Regions from separate parts of the Homo sapiens genome. Here region 1 is linked to region 2. Evidence: chromatin loops called from intact Hi-C (ENCODE). Cell type or tissue: PC-9. All regions are shown on one strand.

Evidence for each region. A loop is a pair of places that touch in the nucleus more often than their neighbours do. Peaks named below come from ENCODE experiments on the same cell type or tissue, not always from the same donor. Only the 100,000 strongest peaks of a DNase experiment are listed, where the experiment ranks them.
Region 1: a loop joins it to region 2, with 2.1 times the contacts of the local background. A loop is called at or near these places in 11 of 110 quality-filtered maps.

What each region holds. Positions count from the first base shown.
Region 1 is chr7:74,378,064-74,383,063 of GRCh38, reverse strand. It overlaps CLIP2 (CAP-Gly domain containing linker protein 2), which reads right to left. Exons shown (of 17, transcript NM_003388.5): 11 at 2,201-2,258. Among named protein-coding and RNA genes, the nearest start is that of GTF2IRD1, 73 kb to the left of the region's middle. RefSeq lists enhancers at 1,763-2,263, 2,264-2,764. In PC-9, no CTCF peak of the experiment used is centred here; a DNase peak (open chromatin) is centred at 2,123; H3K27ac peaks cover 820 bases.
Region 2 is chr7:74,310,753-74,315,752 of GRCh38, reverse strand. The region is part of intron 1 of CLIP2 (CAP-Gly domain containing linker protein 2); the gene reads right to left. Among named protein-coding and RNA genes, the nearest start is that of CLIP2, 24 kb to the right of the region's middle. In PC-9, no CTCF peak of the experiment used is centred here; DNase peaks (open chromatin) are centred at 2,872 and 4,212; H3K4me3 peaks cover 1,243 bases; H3K27ac peaks cover 2,615 bases.

The DNA of each region.
Region 1 (5,000 bases), 67 kb before region 2:
CTATTGCTCAGGCTGGAGTGCAGTGGCATGATCGTAGCTCACTGCAGCCTCCACTTCCTGGGCTCAAGAGATCCTCCCGCCTCACCTTCCCAAGTATCTGGGACTATAGCTGCATGCCACCATACCTGGCTAATTTTTGGAGGGGGGTATTTTTTGTAGAGACAGGGTCTCACTATGTTGCCCAGGCTGGTCTTGAACTCCTGGGCTCAAGCAATACTCCTAACTCAGCCTCCCAAAGTGCTGGGATTACAAGTGTGAGCCACCATACCTGGCCTGATTTTTTAAATATCTGCATGGCCAACACCACCATAAGAAAAAAGTAAAAAGGCAAATGACAAAGTGGGGAAAATGTCTGCAATGTCATACATAAAGAGCTTCTAAAAATCAGCAAAAAGATCAATAACCCAATCAGAAAAAAATGGTCAAAAGACACAAATAGAAATGCAAATAGAAGCCGGGCATGGTGGCTCATGCCTGTAATCCCAGCACTTTGGGAGACCAAGGCGGGAGGATCATGAGGTCAGGAGTTTGAGACCAGCCTGGCCAACATAGTGAAACTCCATCTCTACTAAAAAAAAAAAAAAAAAAAAAATTAGCAGGGCATGGTGGCATGCACGTGTAGTCCCAGCTACTCAGGAGGCTGAGGCAGGAGAATTGCTTGAACCTGGGAGGTGGAGGTTGTGGTGAGCTGAGATCGTGCCACTGCACTCCAGCCTGGGCAACAGAGTGAGACTCTGTCTTAAAAAAAAAAAAAAAAAAGACCAGCCCCAACATGGAGAAACCCCGTCTCTACTAAAAAAAAAAATACAAAAATTAGCCAGGCGTGGTGGTGCATGCCTGTAATCCCAGCTACTCAGGAGGCTGAGGCAGGAGAATTGCTTGAACCTGGGAGGCGGAGGTTGCAGTGAACTGAGATCGCATCATTGCACTCCAGCCTGGGCAACAAGGGTGAAACTCCGTCTCAAAAAAAAAATGCAAATAGAAATACCTCTTAACTTCATCCACATAAGAGAAAGGTGAGTTGAAGTTACACCTTTTACCTTTCAGATTGGCAAAGATCACAAAGTCTGATCAAACGTTTTGTTGATGGGAGTTTGAGGGGAAACAGGTTTTCAACCACAGCTGGTGGGAATTAAAATTGGTTGAGCCCAATGGAAGTCAAGGTAATTTTCTACAGTGGTGTTTGTAATTGACCAAGACTGGAAACAGTCTACCATCTTTGTAACTGACCAAGACTGGAAACAATCTGTGATTGTTATCGGAAACCAGCTAAATACACAATGGTACCTCCACACAATGGAATATTCTGTACCCTGTAAAAGAATGTACTACTGATAAGGAACCCTCTCCAAGATACATTGTTAAATGGAATAAATGAAGGAGCTGAAAGAATGGAAGATATGGTACCATTTGTGTCACTTGCTTGCTCGTACCTGCACAAAATATTTCTGGAAAGGGGATATAAAGAAGCTAACACTGCGCCTTCAGGGAGGGAAGAATAGAGAACAGTGAAGAGTTAGTTTGCCATATGCCCTTTGAACCATTTGAAGTTTAGACCTGTTTTTAAAGTTTAAACCAGCTAGGCACGGTGGCTCATGCCTGTAATCCCAACACTTCGGGAGGCCAAGGCGGGCGGATCACGCAGTCAGGAGATCGAGACCACCCTGGTCAACATGGTGAAACCCCGTCTCTACTAAAAATACAAAAATTAGCTGGGCATGGTGGTGCATGCCTGTAATCCCAGCTACTCGGGAGGCTGAGGCAGGAGAATCGCTTGAACCAGGGAGTTGGAGGTTGCAGTGAGCTGAGATCACACCACTGTACTCCAGCCTGGCGACAGAGCGAAACTCCGTCTAAAATAAATAAATAAATAAAAGTAAAGTATAAACTAAATAAATAAATAAAAATAAAATATAAACCAAACAAATAATAAGGTTTGATATTCCATTAAGTTTACTATTCCGTTAAATCTGTTTCAAAAGAAAAAGAAAAAAAAGACAGCAACTTGGAAGGCTGGTGCAATGCCTATCCCTCCGTAAACTGGCCTCCTCCCTTGCAGGAGTACATAGCTCACAGCACACAGGAGGTGACTCTTACCAAATGGCAGATGATGCAAACCAAAATGTGACCCAGCAGGAAGGCAGAGCCAGCCAGCCTCTTCCCAGAGCCCAGAGTCCCGCCCGGCCTGGTGGCCACTCACCCTCCACAGTTTCCTTCGTCCTGATCGTCTCCTCTGAAATGTCATTCGACTCAATCATCTGCAAAAAGAGCCCCTGTAAGGGGGATGCTCACCTCTGCCCCTTGGCCCCAGCCCCAGCCAGCCCAGCAAGCACACCTGCAGTTTGCACACCCTACTCCTACAAAGGGGGACCTCAGTGACGGACTCAGGGACTTGCTGCGGTGGCAGGGAGTGCAGACGTCCTCAGTCGGACCTCCCTGACAACAGAGGACCCCCATTCTGCACCCAGCTCTGCTGAAGGCCGCCTGTGCAGCTTATACATGAATACCTCCTACCCTTCCTTTGTTGAAAATGTTTATTATATTAAACAGATGGCTCCTTCCCTGCAATGCCTACAGAAATTTGTCCTGGGAATTTGTTTCTCTGTCTCCCAGAGACAAGACTTCTGGCCTCAGTTTCCCATCCATCAAACAAATATTGGCTGCTTTGGGTTAGTGTGTGCACAGCGTGCTTGGGGCCACCTCCTGGAGGGACTTCATTAAATGCTAGCTTCTTTCTCTCCAACATTTCTTTTTAATAATAAACCCAGAGGCCAAAGAAGAAAAGACCTATTAAAAAAAAAAATCAGCCTGGCACACATCACTATGACAAAAGTCAAAACACAACCAATAGGCTCCCTGCCACTCTTGGCAGGAGTTTCCAGTCTCCTGCCCAGGCTGGCTGTCCTCCGAGCCAGCCAGAGTCTGGCACTGCAGATCAGGGAAGCACAGAGCTGAGTAGGCAGTCACCTCTATCATCCTGCCCCTCATACTTCTGTTCATACATCCCAAGTCCCATTTGAGTCTCAATTAGTTGTAATGAACTAAGCCCCTTGGATCATAATTTATATACGATGCAGTAATGAGGCTCACACTAAATTTTTCTTTTTCTTTTTTTTTGAGAAGGAGTCTCGCCCTGATATCCAGGCTAGAGTGCAATGGCTCAATCTCAGCTCACTGCAACCTCCACCTCCCGGGTTCAAGCGATTCTCCTGCCTCGGCCTCCCGAGCGAGTAGCTGGGATTACAGGTGCCCACCACCACGCCCAGCTAATTTTGGGGTTTTTTTATTATTATTTTTTGAGATGGAGTCTCACTCCGTCGCCCAGGCTGGAGTGCAGTGGCGTGATCTCGGCTCACTGCAACCTCTGCCTCCAGGACTCTGAAGCGATTCTCCTGCCTCAGCCTCCCGAGTAGCTGGGACTACAGGCGCCCGCCACCATGCCCGGCTAATTTTTTGTATTTTTAGTAGAGACGGGTTTTCACCATGTTGGCCAGGCTGGTCTCAAACTCCTGACCTCAGGTGATCCACCTGCCTTGGCATCCCAAAGTGCTGGGATTACAGGTGTGAGCCACAGCACCTGGCCACTAAAATAATTTTTAAAATTCCCATATTTACTACCTGAGACCAAAAGTCCAGTTGTGCTTAGGCCTAAACCTCTGAACATGGGGACATATGCGTTTAGACTAAGCCCCAGTGTATACAGAAAATCAAGAGATGGGCTTTTTTTTTTTTTTCCAGACGGAGTCTCCCTCTGTTGCCCAGGCCGGAGTGCAGTGGCACGATCTTGGCTCACTGCAACCTCCACGTCCCGGGTTCAAGTAATCCTTGTGCCTCAGCCTCCTGAGTAGCTGGGATTACAGGTGTGAGCCACCGCGCCCGGCCAGGAGATGGGCTTTCTGGGGCCACTACTACTTCTTGGTCCAAGGGCACCTGTGAATGAGGGGCAGGGACTGGGGGAGGCATCCTCAGGCCTCTGTCCCCCATGCTCTGTGGAACCACAGCAACCTCAAACCTCCCCGCTCAGGGAATTCAGTTCCTGAGTTGCAGGCTGTTTCTGCCTGCCCTGAACAGCTAATCAGGCCATGTGCACGTAAGCTAATTTGGGTTTCTTCCTTTTCTTTCAGCCCAGGATCCTGGAAGAGCACTTGCTAAAAAACAAAATCCCTTCCTGGGAGAAGGGGCAGGAAGGCCATTACAAGGGACCTCAAGGCATGATGCAAAAAGATTTCCTTTTAGACAAAAAAAGCCCCCTGGATTCATTAGTCCTGAGAACTTACTGCCCACATGCTAAATTCTCGGGTTTTTTTGGTTTGTGTATTTTCTTGAGTCACAGCCTCACACTGTCACTCAGGCTGGAGTGCAGTGGTGCAATCATAGCTCACTGCAGCCTCAAACACCTGGGCTCAAGTGATCCTCTTGCCTCAGCCTCCAGCGTAGCTGGGGACTACAGGTACACTACCACTGTACTCGGCTAATTTTTTATTTTTGTAGAGATGGGGTCTAACTATGTTGTCCAGGCTGGTCTCAAACTCCTGGCCTGAAGCAATCCTCCTGCCTCAGCCTCTCGAAATGCTGGAATTATAGGTGTGAGCCACCACACCCACCCCTAAATTCTGGTTTGAATATACATGAGGGTGGTCAGGTGCAGTACCTACTCCCTGTAATCCCAGCACTTTGGGAGGCAAAGGCGGGCAGACAGCTTGAGCCCAGGAGTTTGAGACCAGCCTGGGCAACATGAGGAAACCCCATCTCTACAAAAACTATAAAAATTAGCCAGGTGTGGTGGGGCACACCTGTGGTCCTGGCGACTTGGAAGGCTGAAGTGGGAGGCTCGCTCAAGCCTGGGAGGTTGAGACTGTAGTGAGCCATGATCATGCCACTGCACTCCAGCCTGGGAGACAGAACAAGACCCTGTCTCAAAAACAAAACCAAAAAAAAGGCCAGGGATGGTGCCTCACGCCTGTAATCCCAGCACTTTGGGAGGCCGAGGCGGGCAGATC
Region 2 (5,000 bases):
CTAAAAATACAAAAATTAGCTGGGCATGTTGGCGGGCACCTGTAATCCCAGCTACTCAGGAGGCTGAGGCAGGAGAATCACTTGAACCCAGGAGGAGGAGGCTGCAGTGAGCCGAGATCGCACCACTGCACTCCAGCCTGGGCAACAGAGTGAGGCTCCATCTCAAAAAAAAAGAAAAAAGAAAGAAAAGAAAAAAAGAAAAAACAAGGGCCAGGTGTGGTAGCTCATGTCTGTAATCCCAGCACTTTGGGGGGCCAAGGCAGGAGGATCACTTGAGCCCAGGAACTCAAGACCCACCTGGGCAACATAGTGAGACCCTGTTCTCTACAAATAATAAAAACAAAATATTTTTAAAAGGGCTAAAAGCAAAGATTACATATTAATCATGGCAAAAAAAAAAAGTGTGTGATGCTTGCTAGTACAGTAACCTCAGAATCAAAAGCTTTGTGTCTTTATTATTTTTTTAAATGTATTTTTGTGACGGACTCTCGCTCTCTCGCCCAGGCTAGAGCGCAGTGACAGCATCTCGGCTCACTGCAACCTCCACCTCCCAGGTTCAAGCCATTCTCCTGCCTCAGCCTCCCAAGTAGCTGGGATTACAGGCACCCGTCACCACGCCCGGCTAATTTTTGTATTTTTAGTAGAGACAGGGTTTTGCCATGTTGGCCAGACTGCTCTCAAACTCCTGACCTCAAGTGATCCTCCCGCCTCGCCTCCCAAAGTGCTGGGATTACAGGCGTGAGCCACCACGCCCGGCCAGCTTTGTGTCCTTATGATGAAGCACAGAAGAGCTTATAGGAGCACCAGCGCTTTACAAAAGGGACTCTGGAGAGGAGCAAAGCCTCCAGGCATGATGCTATCTGTTTAGGGGGTCAGGGGGCAGCAAGATGGGACTGGCTGCAGGGGGCCGGAGGGGTGGACAAGCCCCCCACCCCCAGGCCTCTTCCCCACTATCCTATACTCACAAACTTTCCTGCACCCAATGTTTCCAGAAGGCTCACCATGAGCCAGGCCCCATCTCTGCCCCAGAGCTGCAGGCAGGACTCGGCCTCTGCCCTGGGGAGCACCGTCCAATGGGGAGAGAAAATTCAGAGCACCATAGTCGGATGGAGGATTCCAGGCAAAAGCATCCTCATGTCTGGACCTCGGAAACACAGGAAATCTCTGATACAGGAGATGCCCTTGTCTGTCCAGCCATATCTGTGGTCACAGATTTTGAAGAAACCTTTTCTTCACTCATTTTGTTATTATTATTATTTTTAGAGACAGGGTTTTACTCTGTTGCCCAAGCTGGAGTGCAGTGTCATGATCTCAGCTCACTGCAACCTCTGCCTCCTGGGTTCAAGTGATTCTCTTGCCTCAGTCCCCTGAGTAGCTGGGACTACAGATATCTGCCACCATGCCTGGCTAATTTTTGTATTTTTTGTAGATGTGGGGTTTCACTATGTTGGCCAGGCTGGTCTTGAACGCCTGACCTTAAGTGATCCTCCCACCTCTGCCTCCCACAATGCAGGGATTACAGGCATGAGCCACCGCACCCGGTCCCTTTTCCCCAATTTTTTTTTTTTTTTTTGAGACAGAGTCACTTTGACACCCAGGCTGGAGTGCAGTGGCACGATCTTGGATCACTGCAACCTCCATCTCCTGGTTTCAAGCAATTCTTCTGCCTCAGCCTCTGAGTAAGTCAGACTACAGGCGCCCGCCACCAGGCCCGGCTAATTTTTGTATTTTAGTAGAGAGGGGGTTTCTGCCATCTTGGCCAGCCTGGTCTCAAACTGCTGACCTCAGGCAATTCTACCGCCTCGGCTTCCCAAAGTGCTGGGATTACAGGCATGAGCCACTGCTCCCAGCCTACATTTTCCCCATCCTTGGTTCATATGACTTATGTGGGTTGACCCGATTCCCACTCCTAGAGGGGATGCATAATGCAGGCCTGGCCATCAGAGAAGATCAGGTGAGGCGTCTCAGGGCCTAGGCTGTGGCTGAAACCTTTAGGAAGAATTCTCCCTGCTCTGGGGCTGCCTGGGTGTAGGATGGAAGCCAGAAGCTGCAGGGGCCATCCTGGTTACCGCATGGGAGAGCCTGCCAGGGAACGGTGCCAACACAGAGACAGCACAGCTGAGTCCCGAGGAGGGCCTAGATCCAGCTGAGCCTGAAGCTGGCCACTTGGGCTCTTCATTTTTTTTTTTTTTTGAGATGGAGTCTCACTCTGTCGCCCAGGCTGGAGTGCAGTGGCGCAATCTCGGCTCACTGCAAGCTCTGCCTTCCGGGTTCATGCCATTCTCCTGCCTCAGCCTCCCGAGTAACTGGGATTACAGGCACCTGCCACCATACCTGGCTAATTTTTTATATTTTTTAGTAGAGACGGGGTTTCACCATGTTAGCCAGGATGGTCTCGATCTCCTGACCTCATGATCTGCCCCCCTCGGCCTCCCAAAGTGCTGGAATTACAGGCGTGAGCCACTCCAGCTGGAGGCTGGAGTGCAGTGGTACAATTTCAGCTCACTGCAGCCTCAACCTCCCAGGCTCCCGAGTAGCTGGGACCACAGGTGCATGCCACCACCACCATCCCCTGCCCCGGCTAAGTTTACAAGTTTTTTGTAGAGACAGGGTCTCACTATGTTGCCCAGGCTGGTCCCAAACTCCTGGGGTAAAGCAATCCTCCCACCTCAGCCTCCCAAAGTGCTGGGATTACAGGTGTGTGCCACTGTACCTGGCCTTTTTTTTTTTCCTAAACCTATTTGAGGGACAATGTCATTTGCATTTCCAAAAAAATTCTGATGAATACAGATGCCAACCCACAATGCTCGCGTCAGGAATGTGCGTGAGGGCATCCGATGAGTCAGCAATGCTACTACCTGTCCTGGCACATCCGAGTGAAGGATCACTTCCTCCCTCAGACTGGCAGTTTTAAGAGCAGAGGAAAACAAGCTGCCCCCAGGCACACAGCAGTGGAGCCGACATGCCGGGGTGCGCCCACGAGAGCACTGGGCATGCCTGCCAGCCCTGGCCCTCAGGGCTGCTAAATCCAACATTCCAACGCCCCTGGTGCCCCGGGAATTCTGGGGGCCGGGAGTCAATCATGCTGGGGTACAAGGCTGCTCCCTTCGTCCTCAGAACCTGGCCCTCCTGGTGGCTTGTTCAATGAGGGAGCCGGACTGTGAGCTTTGGGCACAGCTCTCCGAGAGCTTGGTTAGGCTGGGTCAGCATTTCCAATGCCAGCAAAGGTGAGTGGGGATGGTCTCTGGTGACAGTAAATATCCCACCTTGTGGGTGACCAAATGAGCCTCCTGCTCCCGTGGCTCAGCTGGGGGACCCTCTCACCTAGGAATTCCAGATGCAGAGAAGGGAGAGCATTGCTGAGACTCAAGTGAGGTGCAAGGAACTCCCTCCGCCTCCTGACCCCCGCCCCCCCACCAGGGCCTCTTCTCTGCCCAAAATCCCTCCCACAGAGAAAACAGTTATAAATCGTATCTAATAACAAACTTTCATTATTTTATTTATTTATTTATTTGGAGACGGAGTCTTGCTCTGTCACCCAGGTGGTGCAATCTCAGCTCACTGCAATCTCCGCCTCCCAGGTTCAAGTGATTCTCCTGTTTCAGCCTCCCAAGTAGCTGGGACTACAGGCGTCCCATTGCCACCACATTGGCTAATTTTTGTATTTTTAGTAGAGATGGTGTTTCACCATGTTGGCCAGGCTGGTCTTGAACTCTTGACCTCAAATGATCCACCTGCCTCAGCCTCCCAAAGTGCTGAGATTACAGGTGTAAGCCATCATGCCTGGCCCGACTTGCATTCTTTTCTTTTTCTTTCTTTCTTTTTTTTTTTTTTTATTCTTGAGATGTGGTCTTGCTCTATCGCCCAGGCTGGAGTGCAGTGACACGATCATAGCTCACTGCAGCCTCCAACTCCTGGGCTCAAGCAATCCTCCCGTCTCAGCCTCCTGGATAGCTAGGACTACAGGTGCACCCTACCATGCCTGGCTAATTGTTTTTTATTTTTTGTAGAGACTGGGTCTAGCTACATTGCCCAGGCTGGTCTCAAACTCCTGGGCTCAAGCAATCCTCCTGCCTCTGCCTCTGGAAGTGCTGGGGTTACAGGTGTGAGCCACCACGCCCAGCCAGGGCTGGTATTCAGGAAACATAATGAACTCTGCAACTTGCTAAGAAGACAACAACCCAATTAAAAATGGGTGAAAGGTTTGAATATACATTTCACCGAAGAAGATATACAAACAGCCCATAAGCACATGAAAAGATGACTAACATCATTACTCATCCAGGCAATACAGATCAAAACAAGAGATACCACTTCCCATCAAGGGAAATGGCTAAAAATTTGAAAAGCTGACAATACCAAGTGCTGATGAGGATGCAGAACAACTGAAATGCTCGTAGTGTTGGTGGAAATAAAAAATGGTACAATCACTTCGGAAAACAGTTGGGCAGTTTCTTAAAAAGTTAAAAATAGTGGCCGAGTGCAGTGGCTCATGCCTGTAATCCCGGCACTTTGGGAGGCTGACGCGGGCAGATCACGAGTTCAGGAAATCGAGACCATTCTGGCTAACACAGTGAAACCCCATCTCTACTAAAAATACAAAAAATTAGCCGAGCGTGGTGGCAGACACCTGTAGTCCCAGCTACTCGGGAGGCTGAGGCAGGAGAATGGCGTGAACCCAGGGGGCAGAGCTTGCAATGAGCTGAGATCGCACCACTGCACTCCAGCCTGGGCAACAGAGCAAGACTCCGTCTCAAAAAAAAAAAAAAGTTAAAAATAGGAGCTCGAGGCAGGCAGATAGCTTGAGCCCAGGAGTTGGAGACCAGCCTGGGCAACATGGCGAAACCCCATCTCTACCAAAAATCCAAAAACAATTAGCAGGGCATGGTGGCGTGTGCCTGTGGTCCCAACTACCTGGAAGGCTGAGGCACAAGAATCGCTTGAACCCAGGAGGCAGAGGTTGCAGTGAGCCAAGATTGTGCCACTGCACTCTAGCCTGG